Regions from separate parts of the Mus musculus genome. Here all the other regions are linked to region 1. Evidence: chromatin loops called from intact Hi-C (ENCODE). Cell type or tissue: left cerebral cortex. All regions are shown on one strand. Each heading gives the region's core, and the rest is flanking DNA. Links, peaks and the distances in the headings are about the cores only. Region 1 has its middle 95 kb from the start of Abcc12. Region 2 has its middle 110 kb from the start of Gm33687. Region 3 has its middle 7.3 kb from the start of Gm33687.

Region 1 (6,065 bases), core at 556-5,555:
GCTTCCACTAATGCCCAAGCATATGGAAGCCTCTCATGGTCTACCCTCTGAGCATCAGGACCAACATGCAAGGGGCTGGACCTCTATTTGACATTTATGAGATGCTTGGCTAATACAGTAACCCCTCCCTCTGAACCAACAGATATCTTCCCTATCCAGAGCTGTTGACCCAGTGGTCTCTGGGAAGGAGGGTGTGATGGTTTGTATATCCTTGGACCAGGGAGTGGCATCATTTGAAGGTGTGGCCTTGTTGGAATAGGTGTGACCTGGTTGGAATGGGTGTGTCACTGTGGGTGTGGGTATAAGATCCTCACCCTAGTTGCCTGGAAGTCAGTCTTCCACTAGCATCCTTTGGATGAAGACATAGAACTCTCAGCTCCTCCTGCACCATGCCTGCCATGCTCTCACCTTGATGATAATGGATGGAACTTCTGACTGAACCTGTAAGCCAGCCCCAATTAAATGTTGTTTTTATAAGACTTGCCTTGGTCATGGTGTCTGTTCACAGCAGTAAAACCCTATCTAAGACAGAGGGGATGCATCCTATTTTGGGTCTGTGGCCCAGGGTAGGAAAGGATAGTGTGGCCAGCTTCTAACAGGTCTGGTAGAAATGAGATATTCTAAAGAGACACTTATGTCTTCAATGTGACTGTCTGACTATTGAAACAATGGACACTTCCCCGAAAATGGGCATTCCCCAGGAATCTCACACCAGGAGAAGGAAAAGGTGCCAGCTAGAGGGAGGATTCGTGTCCCAGAAAGTGAGTCCTCGAAGTTCTAACACCCTGCCAGACCACATCATAAAATGAGACTGAAGCCCAGACAAGGATGGGTCAGTGGTGGACGGGACCACATCTTGACAGAACTGTTTATATGTGCCGATCCTTGGCCCTCTGTTTAAACTTTAACCTCAGCATCCCAGCAGACAGACTTGAGGGGTTTACTGGATCTCTTTGATCCCTTGCCCAGTGTGTCCACATTGAATAAATCTTTGTCTGCTTTTCATTATTAATTTGGCTCTTTTAATTGGCTTATGGAGGATAAGTGGCCAGACCTGGCTTGGGGCACAAGTTGTGATCCTCACGTTTGATGTCTGGCTCTGTCGGGACCAGAATGCATTTTCCTTGGGCTCTCCAGGAATTCTACCAGGATGAGTGTAGAACTGAAAAACCCAGGAAGCACTGAATGGGGGCTGGTGGACAGATGGAAGACTGAATTCCGCTGGGAATGATGGCGGGGGTTTTAAGTGTTGTGGATCCTGCATGAGTTATGTATTTTCTGCTTGAAAAGCATCTGACAGGTTTTAAATGCATCAGGCTGAGCAACTTTGTCTACACACACACACACACTGAGGGTCTCAATAGGATCGCAGTCTCCAAGGATGCTTCTTTTCTGGCGTGAAATCAGGCAGGCACTTCCTCTTCCTTTGATCACAGCTCCCAGCACAGAAATCTCCGGATTTATGTAAATACAGAGATGAATTTGTATGTCTGAAAAATCACACCCTATGAGGGTTTTTAATTTTGTCCTTTTTTCTGTAGAAGGCTCAGCACTCAGAACCCTCAGATGGAAGTGACGATTGCCCCCAACCTCCTGAGGATGTTCACATAAGACACCCTGCCCAAAAGATACCATGAGATACAAGTGCCACTGCTAGCTCAGGGACAACACAGCTTTTCAGATCTCATGCTATGGCTCGAAAGTCTCGTCCCCAAAGCACAAGTGGGAAACTTAGTCTCGAGTAAAGCAGTACTGGAAGACAGGCCCAGTGAGGGGTGTTTAGGTTACAGGGCCTCGCCCTTGTGAATGGTTTGATGTTGATCATAAAAGAGCTTGAGGCTGGATTCGACTTTGTATGTGCTCTTGCCCACATGATGGTTTCTGCCGCTTTACAGAGTAGCTAGAAGGTCCTCAGCAGATATAGCCCCTCTATCTTGGATTTTCTGTTCTCCAGAACTGTAAGAAATATATTCATTTACTTTTATAAATTACCCAGCCTGTGGTATTTTATTATAGCAGAACAAACTGGATTAAAGCCTCAGATGAGTTGACATCTGCCTTTTACTCAGATTTCAATATGATTGCAACTGTCTGGGTGTGATAGCACAGGCCTAAAATTCAATCGCTTAAGAGCCAGAGGCAGGGGGGTTGTGAAAGTTCCAGGGCAGGGCAGTCTGAACTATACAGCAAACCCTTGTCTCAATAAAAGAAAACAATTTCAGCGAGGCACTGTCCTTCTGCCTCCTCTAAGGCTAGACCTAGACTTGCAGCGTCAGAGCCATTGCTCATATTTTGAAACTGTGATGTGGGAAATAAGCCCCTAATCTCTACACACAACAATTAATTCATTGACACAACAGATATTTATGGTGGGTCTGCTCTACGTGTGGGTGAAGATGCAGTTCTGTGTCCCTTTGCCACTTCTCTCTGTGCTGCCATGACTCTCATGACCCTTCATCTTGTCTTCATCTAGTCTTCGGCTAACCCGAGTTGTCAGAGGGTTGCTTTGGGTGCTGACTCACACAGACCACATTTCTTAACTTTTTTTTTTTTTTTTTTTTTTTAAGCAGGTGCTTAAGTAGGACTATCTCTGTCTAAAGCAATCTCACAAATTACTAGTTTAGGGGAAGTTTACATCTGTGGTTTGAAAGTAATAGTCGAAGGGTCTGTACTGCAAGTTTGACTCTGAACTAGCTAGCTGGTGTCATGGCAGTGGACTAACCAGCTGGTGTCATGGCAGTGGACTAACTAACTGGTGTCATGGCAGTGGACTAACTAACTGGTGTTATGGCAGTGGACTAACTAACTGGTGTCATGGCAGTGGACTAACTAACTGGTGTTATGGCAGTGGACTAACTAGCTGGTGTCATGGTAGTGAACTAACTAGCTGGTATTAGGGCAGTGGACTAAATAGCTGGTGTCATGGCAGTGGACTAACTAACTGGTGTTATGGCAGTGGACTAACTAACTGGTGTCATGGCAGTGGACTAACTAACTGGTGTTATGGCAGTGGACTAACTAGCTGGTGTCATGGTAGTGAACTAACTAGCTGGTATTAAGGCAGTGGACTAAATAGCTGGTGTCATGGCAGTGGACTAGCTGGTGTCATGGTAGTGGACTAACTAACTGGTATTAAGGCAGTGGACTAACTAGCTGGTGTCATGGCAGTGGACTAACTAGCTGGTGTCAGTGGAGAGTTTCTTTCATTTCCCAGAAGTCTTCAGTGTGAGTGGAGGCCATTGGCATACATTAGCAAGAGTCCTTGGGTTCTGAGGTTTATCTGATGCTTTGAAAGGAAGGACAGGCACTGCTCCCTCCCTCTGCTGCCCTCTCCTCCAGCATCAGCCATAGCTGTTCATCCCAGCAGCAACCAAAGCTGTGATAGGCTCTGCTTGGCTCCCTCTGTGAGCCTGTCCACTGTGTTTTTCTCAGCTCTGTTTTGCATGGAAATTCTTCTTAAAAGCATAGAATGAATAAAGTAGAATAAACCCTTTGTTTTCTGTCAGATACACTCTTTTAACACCAACTTCCACACCAGGCAATTGCTTTTTTCCCCCCCTCTTATAACAAGTGAGGAAACAGAGAAAAAGAAAACCCACAGCCTAGGGAGGTAGCCCTGCTTCATCCCCAGGGTGAGTCAGACTCTCAGCAGAAGGTAAACTGGGAAGCAGTGAGCAGGAGGTGTGATGTAAGAGGCTGAGTGCCAGGCCTGCTTCCAGGCAGGAGTGCTCTGCCAGAGGAGGGGTGGTGGCCCAGGGATGGAGGCTCTGTGCACACATAGAGGTCAGCTGCGGTCTTGATGCCCAGACAAGCTCTTTAAGCATCACTTTGTTACAAACAACGAACAGTGTGCCAAACATATGGTTGGTGAGTGGATGTTTGATGGGAAAAGATGGCACCATGGACAAGCTAGAGACGTTGTTTGGAACTTCCTTTGTAGTCTTATGCCCCTTTCCCCGGGCAACCCCAGTTTAATGGTGCCTTGGTATGGGAACCCTTCTGCTTCATCATTACCTCAGCCTTGTCCTATTGCTTTAACAAGACACCACAAACTGGGTAATTTGTAAAGAATGGGACTGTATTTCTTACACTGTTGGCAGTTGGCAAACCCAAGGCAATAGCACTAGCAAATTAGGTTCACTCTGTTTCCAAGATCGTGTGTGTGTGTGTGTGTGTGTGTGTGTGTGTGTGTCCTTCTAGGGGGAAAGAAGCTTTGTCCCCACATAGCATAAGGAATGGAGGTCCATGCATTCACGAGGTTGGGGCCCTCCTATTCTAATTATCACCTACACGTCTATGTCTTAATATTAATTAGCACCTGGAATTTTAGGGAGACAAGTATGTGAAAGCTGTAGCAGCCACAAATCCCCCTGGAGGTCCATGGCTTCTTCTTGTGATTTAGTCATAAATGTTGAGCATCTGGAAATCAGGATCAGCTTACCAGCTGCGTGGCCCCAGGTCAGAGGCTAGTGGCTTTGCGCAGGTTGTGTAAACCCTTCCAAGTCTGCATCACTTAGGGCCCTCACTGCATGCTCCAGAAATCACCTTTGACCTGTATACAAATGGAGCTGTATGAGCAAGATGGAAGGTGGTGGAGCTGTTCTGCCTTTCAAGTGTGCCACTGTCACCTCTGTTACTACCACAATGAATGGCTGCTAACCTTTTTCACCCTTGTCTGAAGTATCTCATCAACATTAAAAACCTAGAGCTAAAGTATCCTTTTCTGGGTTACCTGGTCTCTGTAGCAAAGGTGAGCATTTAAAATTAATTTGCATTAAGACTACCACAGTAGAGGAGGCAAGAGGCAACTCCAGGAGACTGGGTTTCAGGAAACTTAAGATGATAGATGCCCACATGACCGCAGTTCTCATTTTATGAAGAACGACCAAGAGAAGAACAGATGTCTAAACTTTCGTGGTTTTTCTGTATTCTTTGTCTTTTGAATATGCCAGAGGCAGCATCTTGTAGAAAATGCCCCACGTGAACACATGCCAACATCTACCATCACCAAGCTCACTGTATTTTGTGAAGACTGGTCCCGACAGCCTTGCATGGTGGCTGTGAGGAGTGGATGAGGGATGGTGGGAAGGTTCTTGAAGAGCCACGCACATGCAGCGATTGAGGACGATTTAGCTGCTCTGAACGAGCCAGCTGTGTCTCGGCAGCTGCTCATCCTTTCTTCCTGGATCACTGCTCCTTTTCATGAACTCCTGTATCTGGTTTGTTTGTTGTTAGTTCTTTCATCTGCTTTGTTCCTGGGAAGGTCTGGCTTCAGGTAGCAGCGTTTCATCCTGAATGTCCTGTCAGGCCAGTGTTTGCTTATGTCTTGGCTCTTATGTCAGCTGTACTTGATATCCAGAGGACATAGGCTTTGGTGAAATCACCGCTCCAAGCCTCTCACTGTCTGCACAGTGTCCATTTGTGGATCTCTGTGTTAGTTCTCATCTGCTGCAAGATGAAGCATCTCTGGTGAGGGCCGAGTGAAGCACTGGTCTGTAAGCACAGCACTGTGTTGTTAGGAGTCATTTCAGCACTATGTTCTTTGAGCAGAATAATAGTATCAGGTTTCCCCTAGGTCCATGACCTATCTAGTCTTAGGATCTTTGGCTCATTGGCAATGTCAGGTATGGAGCAGGCCTTAAATCCAAGCAGAAAATGGTTGTATTAATTTATGTTTTGGTCTTCAGTTCAATTCTGTTGACCAATATGTTTGTTTTTATACCAGGACCATGCTGGTTTTTTTTTCTTTCTTTCTGTAGCTCTGTATTACAACTTGAAATTGGGATTGTGATACTGTTTGGAGGTTCTTTTATTATTCATTTTTAAAAGATATCCTAGATTCTTTTTTGTGTTTCTATATGAAGTTAGAATTAATTTTCAATTTCTGTGAAGAATTCTGTTGGAATTTGATGGGGGATTGCATTGAATCTACAGATTGCTTTTGGTAGGATGGCTGTTTTTACAATGTTAATTCTACTGATCTATGAGCATGGGAGATCTTCCAATCTTCGGGTGTCATTTCTTCCCTTTAGGTTTTAATTTTAACTTTCTTTGAAGTTTTATTA
Region 2 (6,065 bases), core at 308-5,307, 81 kb after region 1:
GTTAAATTCTATCCTTTGTTTGGTGTTGGATGATCGGTTGGTTTTGGGGTGTTCAATATGTTAATATGCATCAAGTACTACATTTAAAAAGAATAGAAGGATGGAGGGGTTAACCGGAAAACATGAGTAGATTCAGAGACTCCTCAATGTCAGCGGCTGTTTCAGTTCTCAGGTGAGAGACCACCATTGTGCATACCCCAGGGGTCTGAGATGAGGCTCACTGCCTACCAGCCACACAGACAGGACCAGCCAGCCACACAGCACAGGACCAGCCACACAGACAGGACCAGCCACACAGCACAGGACCAGCCACACAGCACAGGACCAGCCACACAGCACAGGACCAGCCACACAGCACAGGACCAGCAAAATTTTGTTTACTAAAATGAACTTTCACGGAGTTAAGTGGCCAAACATACTAAAACATAAGCTTCGGGCTCATAATGGTTATTGGAATTTCAACTCCCTTGTTTACACATCATCTGTTTCCCCAACTTTAGAAGATCCAGACATCACCGGGAGACAAAGCAACTGGTTCAGGATCATATGGCAAGGCGAGAGCTGACCAGAGTCAGGACTTCTCGAGTCAGCATGCACTCTCTACTCTCTTGATGCCTCTCAAACGCCGAGCATAAGTCATCATCTTGAATGCCATCCTTTTACTCACTGAAGCCCTTGATTGTTACACATATACATTTGAGTGTGTACATGTATGTGAGTGTTTGCATGTGTGCACATGTGTCCTTGAGCGTGTGTGTGCATGTGTATGTGTGTATGCATGTGTGTTAGTGTGTGTGCATGGGTAGATGTGTGTATGTGTGTTTGTGTGAGTATATATGTGTGTGTGAATGTGTGCATGAATATTGTGTGCATGTGTGTATGTGTGAGTGTATGTATGTATGTATTAGTACATGTAGTATGTGTGTGAGTGTGTGTGTGTGTAAATGCTGAGTGGACAGTTGCAAAGTCAGACATTTGAAAGCTCTGGGTATTGATGACTGTCCATGTAGGAGCCTAAGAAAGGAGTATCAGGGGGCATTATGAAATACTGTATTCCAATTTCAGTGCTTAAACAGGCTGAAACTGGCAGAAGCACAACAGTATTTATAGTAGAGGATTTCTAGAGACCTGAGACGCTTAGTGGGTTAAATTTTTATAAGGCATTTTTTGTTAGATATTTTCTTCATTTACATTTCAAATGCTATCCCCAAAGCCCCCTATTCCCTACCCCTGCCCTGCTCCCCAACCCACCCACTCCCACTTCAAAGGTAAACCTTGGTAATAACGGCTGAGCATTGGTGTACTGTAAGCCTTTTTTTTAATAGTTGTGGTCTTGTTTAATCTGCATGGGAATAATTGCTCGTCCTGTTTTGTATTCATAAGTGAGGGAAGTGAGGTTAAGAAAATGAAATGATATGTCCTAAGTCACATAACTATTGGGACAGAGGAGTGATGGAGACAAAGAAGTGGATCTGGATGTAGATGTAAATGCTCTCACCATCCCCCAGCCCCATCTGGGCCAACCTCCATGCACCTTTGCTTCCAGCCCAAGAAAAGCCACCCTGACGACATGCAAGTGGAATGAAACTAAAAATGAATTTATCTTCGCTTGGCCTTGATAACTGAGTAGTGTTTTTGAGGTGACCAGAGTCAGATGGCATTCAGAGACTCTGTCCTGTGTTGCTTGGAGAACTCTGCCTTCTCTCTGACCTGACTGCAGAAAATCCCCAAGCACGGGAGTTGACAGAGGAGAGTGGGAGCCAAACCAGCAGATATGGAAGACACAGCAGAGCACTGGGAACTGCTGAAAAAAACTAAGACCTAGAAAAACTCTACTGAAGATTTATATTCCTTTTAACTCCATTAGGACTTGAGGTAGCTAAAAAAAAAAATCTACTTTTAAAGTAAAGGAAATAGGATTATTGGATTTCGAAATTGGAAGCCATAAAATTTAGAACAATTTTATATAAAACTTCAACTCTTTTAAAAAAAAAACAAAATAAAAGAGTCAGATGGTCTCGAGTAAATCCAAATCTCAAAAGAAGAAGTAGACAAAGGTCTCTCTCTTTGCTGAATGCCTACAAGTCTAGCGCCATAAGCAGGAGCCTCGCTGAGTGGGTCGCTGAGACACCCACTCTGAAGCTAACACCCTGGCTCTGCTTCTTGTAAGGGATGGGGACTGACTATGCTTTCCAGTTTCCTAGACGCCACTCCATGTCCAGGGAACTGTGTATTGTCATGTCTGTACCCACACTTGAGCTCCGTACTTCACCGGCTCGGTAAGGCATTTCTTTTCCACCTCTACCCTTTGTACTTACACTTCTTCCTCAACTCTCCATAAGGTCTTTTTGCAAGGACAACTATCTGATACTTTTGTTATTTTCTGTGGTCCCAAGTCAGCAGTGGCTTAGTGTAACCGCTGAGAGTTGTGTTTAAACCCCAAATCCAATGACACTGAATAGGTTGCTTGTTCGTTTCTTTGTCTGTAAAATAGGAGTTAAATGGGTGTAAAGCACATAGCCTAGCACTGAGAACATACAGGTATTCATTATGCAGTGCCTTTATTTATTTGCCAGTATACAGAACTGACTGGGAGAAAAAGGCTTGAGGCCTGACACACAGCTGAAGCCCTTTGATGGATGACACTCCAATCCATGCCTCTCTGAGTACATAGATACCATTTCTTCCTTCCCAAGATAAGAAGCTGAACCCTTCTTTCATCCACACCACCACTATAGCTCCTCTTCATCTGATTTGAGCATCCATTACCATCTCATTGAAATGCCACTTAGACAAGGTCTCAAGTGTAGAGCTACAGAGGGAGCTTGGAGTAGGCTGGGGTAGAGGACTGCCCCATTAGCATTCAAACCATAATAGAGACCATTATCTTGGCAGCAAAATACCCCAGCAGTAGTGATGGGAGGAAATGGGAGTGGGTTGCCAAAGCAACAGAGAAACTTGAGCAGTGCTGTTTCCATGGCAACAGAGGGCCTGCATGGGAGGGCTCTCTCAGTTCCAGCACTGGTTAGACTCTCAACAGTATCAGTGACTCATCGGGTAGATTGCATTGCAAAGGGCAAATTAGTGAGAGGTTTCACTTAAGAAGTTAGGCCAGCATGAAGCCCACAGCAGAGATCTAAACTCTGGAGATGGAGCCTGGGCCTGTCTGTTAGGAATCAGGATTCTCTTGGCTGCTGGCCAGTTCATTACCTCTCAAAGCCATTAGGCCTTATTTATGGTTTGAAAACTCAAGGAGACCCTGCCTGAGCCAAATCTCCCTATGGGAATCTGACTCACGAGGTACATGACTTCAGGGGCAGACCAATGCCTGTGAGCTGTTTCTCCTTCTTTCCTCAATTTTAATTTTTATCAAAGTAATACATTCACATAATTAAAAGTCAATTAGAGTCTATAATTAAACACATAAGGCCCCGCGCATAATAGTGCTTCTCTTCCCTGATTCTCCAGGCACTCACTATAGTGACTTTGGCTGTATGTCCCCTCTTTACATCTGGGTTTTCAAACGTTTCCACCTGAAATACAGTTTCTTTGCATCCACAGTTAAGTGGAGGGAGTCCTCTCTTACCCCCTGTCAAACTCAACCCCCAGACACAATATAGAAACTTCCGAATACATAATATTTATAAACTACAGTGTTTTTAATGTTATAGGATATACCAATACTGCCTGTCTGCCAGCAAAATGATATCTTTTGAGCAGAGGGCTGCAGGCTTCCCTATTCAACACGTAGGCGCATTTTAGGATAATTTATTTCTGTTAACATGTATTAGTTGCACATATTGCTGTGATGCAGTGTGATATTTCAGTATATGAATAAAGTGGGTGCTGACCAACACACACACACACACACACACACACACACACACACACACACACACACATTTAACCCAACTCCCTTAGCTTCCTTTATGAAACAATGTGTGTTCTGTCTCTCTGCTTGAATCATTTAATGTAATGTCTTCTAGGTCCATCCATCTTGTTACCATGACAGGGTTTCATTGTTGTTGTTTTTTATGGCTGAACACCTCCCCCCTTAACACACACACACACACACACACACACACTCCACTTGTTGGTATTGCTTTTTCTTTAATCATCTATTGTTGGGTATCTAGGCTGTTTCAACCTTAGCTATTACAAACAGTACAGCAATCAACATGGACAAACAACTATGTCTTTTGTGTACAGATTTCATTTGCTTTAGATGTACACACAGGAGTGGGATAGGTAGGCAATTCGGTGGATATAGTTTAACTTGTAGGTTCCTAATTTATATTCCCACCAACCATGCATGAAAGGTCCCTTTATCCTCATCATCATTAGCATTTATGTTTGCCTTTTTAAATAGCTCCTTTAATTGGAGTGAGGTGACATATTGTAAGTTTGATTCATTCATTTCTCCAGTAGGGAGATAACTTACCTAGTTCTTTTTTTTCAATTTTTAAAAATATTTTATTTACATATGTATTTACAGTGAGCATGTGTGTGCATGTGTGTGGATGTGCATGCATGAGTGTACCTGTGTGTGTGTGTGTGTGTGTGTGTATGGAATATTTTTTGTTAGGTTTCTGAATTCTTTACATATTCTGAATATTAACTCTGCATCAGATGAGTAGTTGGCAAAAATTTCAAACCACTCTCTCTGTTTCTTTACTCTGTGGATTGCTTCCTTTGATTTGAGTTTGGTGTAATCCCATTTATCTATCTCCTACTTTGTTTCCTGTAATTCTAGAGACATATTAGCAATTTCATCACCTCTACAAATATCTGAAAGTGTTCTTCATGTTCTCATGTTTTACATTTAGGTCCTGGGTACATTCTGAGTTGACTTTTGTAGTCTGAAAGACTGGGATAAAGTTTCAAGCTTCTGCACATGGAGATCTGGTTTTCCAAGCACCAGTGGCAGAGTCTGTCCTTTCTGCAATGAGCCTTTTGACACCTTTGTTAAAGTCACTGTGCTGTAAGAGACGCAGACTTCCATGCATTTCCAGGATCTGCTCTGACATGGCCAGCCTGCCAGGCTGTGTCCATCTTTTCTAGATGGGAGCTCCACCAGGCACTCTTCTGTCCTTCAGATTGACTCTACTCTGCCCCTTGTTCCCAGACTACAGCCACTTGCTCCACTCCAGCAACAACTGGTTCCTGGGGTCCTGAGGCTGCATTGTAAGTACATGGCTTCTTTCTTCCTGCTATCCTCAGCTGTTCAATAGGATTCAGGTTACAGATGTCGGCTGAGATTGTGTGGAACTGTGTACCACATTCTTATTCAGGAGTGATTTAATACAAGAGGGTAGGTAGGATTTTTGCCTTCCTAAATCTAAATATTTTTTGGACTATCTTGGCTGCTATACCGGAGTGACTTTGCAAAGAGACTGCATTACATAAAGTACATGCATATTTTTATATTTAATTTTTAAATGGTAGCTATTTAGACTACCCAGAGAATAATTCTCTTTGGAAAATATTGAATGTTTAAAATTTTTGTGTCCCAGTACATTAGAGTCAAAACCAGATGGTTTTACCTTTTGAAAGAACAAGCCCACTTATGAGACTCATCTCCAAATAATAAGTCAATGAAAGCAGTCATTAGGACTGTTATTTCTCTGTTGCATATGCTTGTAAAATATGAAAATTTACCTAAATGTCCCACAAGACACTTTCTATGGGAAAGCAATAGAGTAATCTGTGACATAAGAGAGGCTAAGAACAAAGTAGGCTCGGTGCTGTGCAGAAAATGTCCATGGTAATTTTTGTGTCACAAACCTTCACTGCACAGCAGGAGAGTAAAGATTAGGGCATCCCTGAGTGGTGTCAGAGAAGCTACTAAAGTAACCGTTAGGGTAGACACAAGAACAAAGGAGAGAATGCACTGTCTTGTACAGTAAGTGTGCAGTAAGTGTTAGCTTCTGCTGCCACTGTCGTTTTAATATAGTGATGTGTATGTGTTTGTGTGTGTGCATGCTTGTGTGTGTATGTGTTGTGTGTGTGTAAAAGTTATGGAATTACATGCATCTTTTCGTTTTTTAATCCCCATTTTCTTTTTC
Region 3 (6,065 bases), core at 776-5,775, 200 kb after region 1:
ATCCCCACCAAACCCAGACACTATTGTGGATGCCAACAAGTGCTTGCTGACAGGAGCCTGATATGGCTCTCTCCTGAGAGGCTCTGCCAGTGCCTGACAAATACAGAGGTGGATGCTTGCAGCCAATCATTGGACTGAGCACAGGGTCCCCAATGGAGGAACTAGAAAAGGACCCAAAGGAGCTGAAGGGGTTTGCAGCCCCATAGGAGGGACAACAATATGAACCAACTAGTACCCCCAGGGCTCCCAAGGAGTAAACCACCAACCAAAAGTACACATGGAGGGACCCATGGCTCCAGCTGCCTATGTAGCAGAGGTTGGGCTTGTTGGACATCAGTGGGAGAAGAGGCCCTTGGTCCTGAGAAGGCTCTATTCCCCAGTGTAGGGGGATGGCAGGACAGGGAAGTGAGAGTGGGTGGGTTGGTGAACAGGGGGAGGTGGGATGGGATAGGGGGTTTTCAGAGGGGAAACTAGGAGAGGGGATTAAAATTTGAACTGTAAATAAAGAAAATAAAAAAATCATATGGCACAAGGCACATTGTTTTTAATTATGATTTCATTGCCTCTTATAAGTGAGACATGGGTTTACCGCATGCCGGGTCTTGTAGACTGAATATAAAATAAACTGCTTAATCCTCATTAAAAACAAACAAAACAAAACAAAACAAAAACAAAAACAAAAACAGAATCCCAAACGTTCGATTTATCAGTGAAGGCACAGAAGCCAGATGCTGTGGTGGAAGCCGGCTAGCTCACAGAGTCAGAGAAAGTACCCAGCTGACCTTCCCACTCCACTGGTGTCCCAGAAGGAAAAGCCCCTCCTCCTTCTGCACTCTGTCTTTATACCCTTCAACTCAGAGACTCTCCTTCTCTTTCCTGGGTTTTCTTATGCTCACTCCCTGACAATTGGTTGCTTAATCTGCCTCTTGGTCTATCGTTGACTTTATTGAGTTCTTGTTTACAGAAAGGTCTTGGATTAAAGCCATGTGCTAGGGCTGAGCCACACCACAACAAGGTTTATCCAGTTCACAATCTTGGGGTTCACACGGTGATCACATATCCTACATCACAAAGAGGAAGAATTAAGTGTTGAGTGACTGAGCTGGGATTAAACATTCATTGCTCACATGGAGTGGCTGAGCCATACAGAGCCACCAACAGGCATGGACTGAAGTAGCAAGAACAGAAGGCAAGGCTGAGAAGTTCCCCAGCAAACTGACCTTGTGGCTAAGTAAAGAAGTCTTTATTTTGCATGATGAGAATGGAGCTGATAACTCTGCATCTCACAGGTACCCTCAAAGGCTACATACACTAAGGCTTCCTCATGGCCAGCCGTTCCAAGTAGGCTGCCATCAGCCCTGCTCAGTTAGGCAATGGGAAGGGATTGGTGCATTCAGCACAAGCATCAGCTAAGACAGGCATAAAAACATAAAAAGGAGCCAAGCCAGGCCCCATCCGCACCAAGGAGAGCAGCTGAGTTCTGAAAGCAGGCTTATTAACTTTACCAGGCTCTGACGTTGCCATGGATACCACTAACCCAGTGTAGTATTACTTCTGCCTCTTGGTCCTAAAACTGCTTTGCTCTTCAGCCCTGAGTCATGCTGGCAGAGTGGGATTTTCTTCCCACTTCTCCAAATGGGCCCTTAAAGTACAAATGGCTTTTGAAGACTCAGAACCAGAGAGAACTCATCCTATTCCACACCATCGTTTCAAAAATTGGTTCCTTTCAAACACTATTGTACACCATACCAGCTGCATTTACATGAACGTGGACTTGTGTGAGTGAGCAAAACTGTGTTCTTAGAAAGTGCGTATCTGTGCTGTGAACACCACAGACCGTAGAAGTTAAAGGAAGGACATTAGTGAAGTACAAGTTCAGGTGTCTGTACTTATGTCTGTAATCAATAGTGGTCACGGAGCTCTTGAAAGGGATGTGTTAAGACTGTGGACAACCCAGTACAATGAAATCAACTTCATCCCCAAAATGATGCTCTTGAGAGTTAATGTTCTCAAAGCCTCAGCAAACAAGCAAAATTGCTTCTGACACTAACATTCCCAATAAGCACTTATCAGATGGATGAAAGTGTATTCATTTGTGCTGCACTTAATGTCTCACCCCCTCACCTCACTTGAGGCTCACAACTACATAAACCCAACAGGGCAATTGTTGCCTGTTCCATAATGAGTTATAGAAACACTGATCGCTTAAGAGTGCTGCTGGAGAAACTTGCTTGAAATGTGCACTTCCCAGTGGATCGATGGGTTGATCGATAGATGCTCCAAAGGCTGATGGCAGGAGGAAGAGTGAGCAACTGGAGCAGAATGTCAATGCCTGGACCTTGAAAATTCTCCCACTTCCCCAAATTCTGTATTTATCTTGAGTCCCTTAGCAATTCTCAGATCCTTAGACACTCACTATAAAGTGAAGGTGAGTTAACGTGAGTCAGAAAAAGAGTAACCGTGGCAGCTGCTCTGAGTGGAGAGCATCACCTTTGGCATGGTTATCTGTATTGTTCTCTCTTGGGATCCAGATAGTAGAGCCATTTTACATCCCCTGGGCCACAGAAGAGAGGCCAGGGAAGTTGCAGGTGTGCTTTATGTTTCTTCCCTGGGTTAAAGCAAACCTCAGAGCAGATGGGGAGGGTGTGTCATCTGAGCTGTTGCATGACCTGCTGCTTACACCCAGGGAGTGAGCATCCTGTTCTATTCACAGCTAAAGGTCATTCCAGCCCGAATTCTTGGGGTTCATTCAAGGTCACTCTCCTCAGGTTTTCTCTCATATGCAAAGTAGACTCAAAAAAAAAATCCTATTTTTCCCTCTTCTCTTTCTGATGCTCAGTCAACACCTGCCATTGGCAATGATTGCTTTTGCCAGGGAGAGAGAGAGAGAGAGAGCCTTTAAGGACCCTACAACTCTTGGGAAATTTCTCCAGGACACAAGTCATAATGAAAACCAAACAGAAGAGACCATGGAAGGGAGGAAAATAACTATCAGCAGCCTGAATCAAAGCTGCCTCCAACCTCATATGTGCCGCTCCCTCAACCCTGTGCTCTTCCCATCCACAGACGCATGAAGTCTGGGCTTTGCAGCGATGTGCGGGGCCAAGTATCTGCACTAGAGACCATGGATTTGGATGGTTCATGCTGTACAGCCAGGTGCATTCTAACACAAGTTCTCTGGAGGGATCTTGACTCTAAAGCTGCAAAGCACTAAGCCCTTCAGAACAGCAGCCATAAGTACATAAATGAATCAATACTCAAGCATTCTGTATGTCCAGGAATATTTACTACAGGAACATACTGGCTGGGGCTCAATTCTTGGACTCCTAACTGTGCTAGTCAATATCACTCGTCAATTAGAAACTAAAAGGATTTTATCACTCCACAGCACCCTGGACTCCTGGCTCACGAAATAGATTTCAAGTCAGTGTGAATAGCTTGCTTCAACCGGCAGCTGTGTTGCTGAAAAGATTCTTATAAATCAAATCCTCTTAAAATGCACAGAACTTTCTATTCAACGGGAACGCTGTGATCAATCCTTTTGTAGAGTGAAGAATCTTCCTATGCCATCTAAAATGGCACTACCACCTGTCCCCATCTGTATCTCTCTCTCCTCATTGCCCACTCCTGCCTGTCACCCTCCCCTATTCTTCTGTGAGGTCAGCTTTAGGCATACACAGCAGTTTTTAAAGTGTTCACATCTTTGTGGCTGGGAAGCAAACCAAAGGCCCATCTTTTAAAACACGTGTCTTACAAACACCCTGGGAGAGAGGTGCACAGAAGACACATCGCTGGCTTCCAGAACCCACAATATACAATCACCATAAGTGCTGATGAGCTTGGCTGCGAAAGGAACTCGCTGTTGTGCTCCGAGGGATCGGCTCATCATCTCTCACTTGCAACAAACCACAGACAGCATCTTGGAAGACAGGTGGAGACATAGTTAGGGATATTTTTATTTCTTCTGCTCAACCTCCCCTACTCTTCTGAGTAGTGAAGACTGAAAGGGGTGAGGAATTATAGAAAATAACACTCTCTAAACATCTTTATACTTTAAAAAGTACTTATTTAATTGTATGCATATTATATTATATTATATTATATTATATTATATTATATTATATTATATTATATCATGTGCTTGTATGAGCACATAGAGACCAGAAGAACCATCAGATCTCCTGGAACTGGTGATACACAGGGTTGTGAGCCAGCATGTGGGTTGTCCGCAAGAGCAGTAAGCATTCCATATCACTGAACCACCACTCCCATCCTAGAATTACACTTTTGCTCTCAAAGATGAAGTCAAAGACTGGCCCAGTATTTCTCCATCTTTGGCCACTTGGGATTTTGCCATGCTCATATACAACCTGAAATGATATTTAATTAACTTTAATTAAACTCACTGGTTTTCACTTTGCCTCATGAAAAGGAATGAGGCCAGAGGACACTGAGGACTTGAAACATAGTTGCATTCAGTGAGGGCTTGAAACATAGTTGCAGATCCTGAGGACTTGAAACATAGTTGCAGATACTGCGGGCTTGAAACACAGCTGGACTTTTTTTGGAGCAGAATATACCTTTAGTGGATGAATTCTAGATACTACCTAGGGTCATCCTACTGATGAACATATCACAAGTTGGCCTCCCTAGAACTGACTGAGGTATGATGGTCTCAGTCAGCATACCTGTCCTTCGTTTACCCAGCAGTCATTACAGGTGCTATTTGTGGTGGTTTAAATAAGAATGTCTGCTTTAGGCTCATATATTTGAATGCTTGGTCCCTAATTAGTAGAGCCATTTAGGAATGATTCGAGGTGTGTTGGAGGAGGTGTGCCCTTGTTGGAGGATTAGTTCACTGTGGGTGGGCTTTCAACAGCCCATGCCAGGCCCAGTGTTTCACTCTCTATCTGTTGCCTACAGTAAGCTCTCAGCTATGACACTGGCACCATGCCTCTCTGTTTCCTGCTATGATGATCATGGACTAACCTTCTAAAATTGTAAGCAATCTCCCATTTATATGTTTTTTTTTATATAAGAGTTACCTTGGCCATGGTGTCTCTTTACAGCAATACAATAGTAACTAAGACAGAAGTTGGTACTAGAAACTGGGGTATTGCTGTGACAGGCCTGACCATGCTGTTCTTTGGAAAGCTATGAAAGGGCTAGGCGTTTTGGACTAGAAAAATAGTTGAACACTTTAAGTGAGCTTAGTGAGGCACTCTAGTAGGAGCATAGAATACTATAATAATAAAGGCAATGTGAACTGTGAAAACCTGGCTCAATACATTTCACAGGGGAAGAATATTAGCAAGTGGCTTTTAGACTATTTTTGTGGTGTTTGTACAAAGACTGTGGCTGCAACTTGCCCTTGTCCTAAGAAACTGCCTGAGCGTAAACAGAAGACTTTTGGATTGATGGCATTGGCAGAGGAGATTTTAAGATTGCCTATTATTGACTGTGTCACATGGTTATTAGTGATCACTCTTATGCAGATCTACAATGTAAAGGAGCAGGTCGGGCAAAGGGAAATATAAACTGTACAGTGAGAGGAGAAAAGGAACACCAGGAGAGGCAGTGCTGGAGCCAAGTCGTGTGCTCAAGAAGATTAGAAGTTTAAAGGAAAAGCTGAGTCAAAATGCAGTAAAGGGAGTGGTGCCCTCAGGGTAAGACTCCAACCAGCTAAGCTTCCAACTTGTGAAAAGGAATTAAAGGAAAGCTTAAGCAGCAAAGGAAACCATCAACAACAGAAAACTTCTGGGTGATAACAGGTTATGCACCCATCCCTTTGAAGGAACAGACCTGTGTGTTTAACATTCCTGGTTCCTCTAGTGCTTATCTGAGAGCACAGAACCTCCACGTCTCCCACAGAGACAAGAAGAATGCATAATTAAGTAGTTCTAGACAAGTATGGCCCAGTTATTGTGTCAGCTTTAGCACCACAAGATATCTAACACATCATTAATCTGTTAATCCCTCGTCTCTACAAAATGAGCTGCCCCAGGGTGTGGCCTCATCATCACAGGTCACTGTGCTCATCCTGAGGATGGTGTGTCCTGTAGGAC

The links. A loop is a pair of places that touch in the nucleus more often than their neighbours do. Peaks named below come from ENCODE experiments on the same cell type or tissue, not always from the same donor. Only the 100,000 strongest peaks of a DNase experiment are listed, where the experiment ranks them.
Region 2: it touches region 1 in a loop (2.4-fold over the local background); 2 of 42 quality-filtered maps call a loop at or near these places.
Region 3: it touches region 1 in a loop (3-fold over the local background); 3 of 42 quality-filtered maps call a loop at or near these places.

Annotation. Positions count from the first base shown.
Region 1 is chr8:86,468,553-86,474,617 of GRCm38, reverse strand. No RefSeq gene overlaps it. Among named protein-coding and RNA genes, the nearest start is that of Abcc12, 95 kb to the left of the region's middle. In left cerebral cortex, for the core only: no CTCF peak of the experiment used is centred there; DNase peaks (open chromatin) are centred at 1,264 and 3,677; H3K27ac peaks cover 695 bases.
Region 2 is chr8:86,387,029-86,393,093 of GRCm38, reverse strand. No RefSeq gene overlaps it. Among named protein-coding and RNA genes, the nearest start is that of Gm33687, 110 kb to the right of the region's middle. In left cerebral cortex, for the core only: no CTCF peak of the experiment used is centred there; DNase peaks (open chromatin) are centred at 1,756, 2,196 and 2,961; H3K27ac peaks cover 1,998 bases.
Region 3 is chr8:86,269,439-86,275,503 of GRCm38, reverse strand. No RefSeq gene overlaps it. Among named protein-coding and RNA genes, the nearest start is that of Gm33687, 7.3 kb to the left of the region's middle. In left cerebral cortex, for the core only: no CTCF peak of the experiment used is centred there; DNase peaks (open chromatin) are centred at 1,515, 1,982, 3,513 and 3,744; H3K27ac peaks cover 1,537 bases.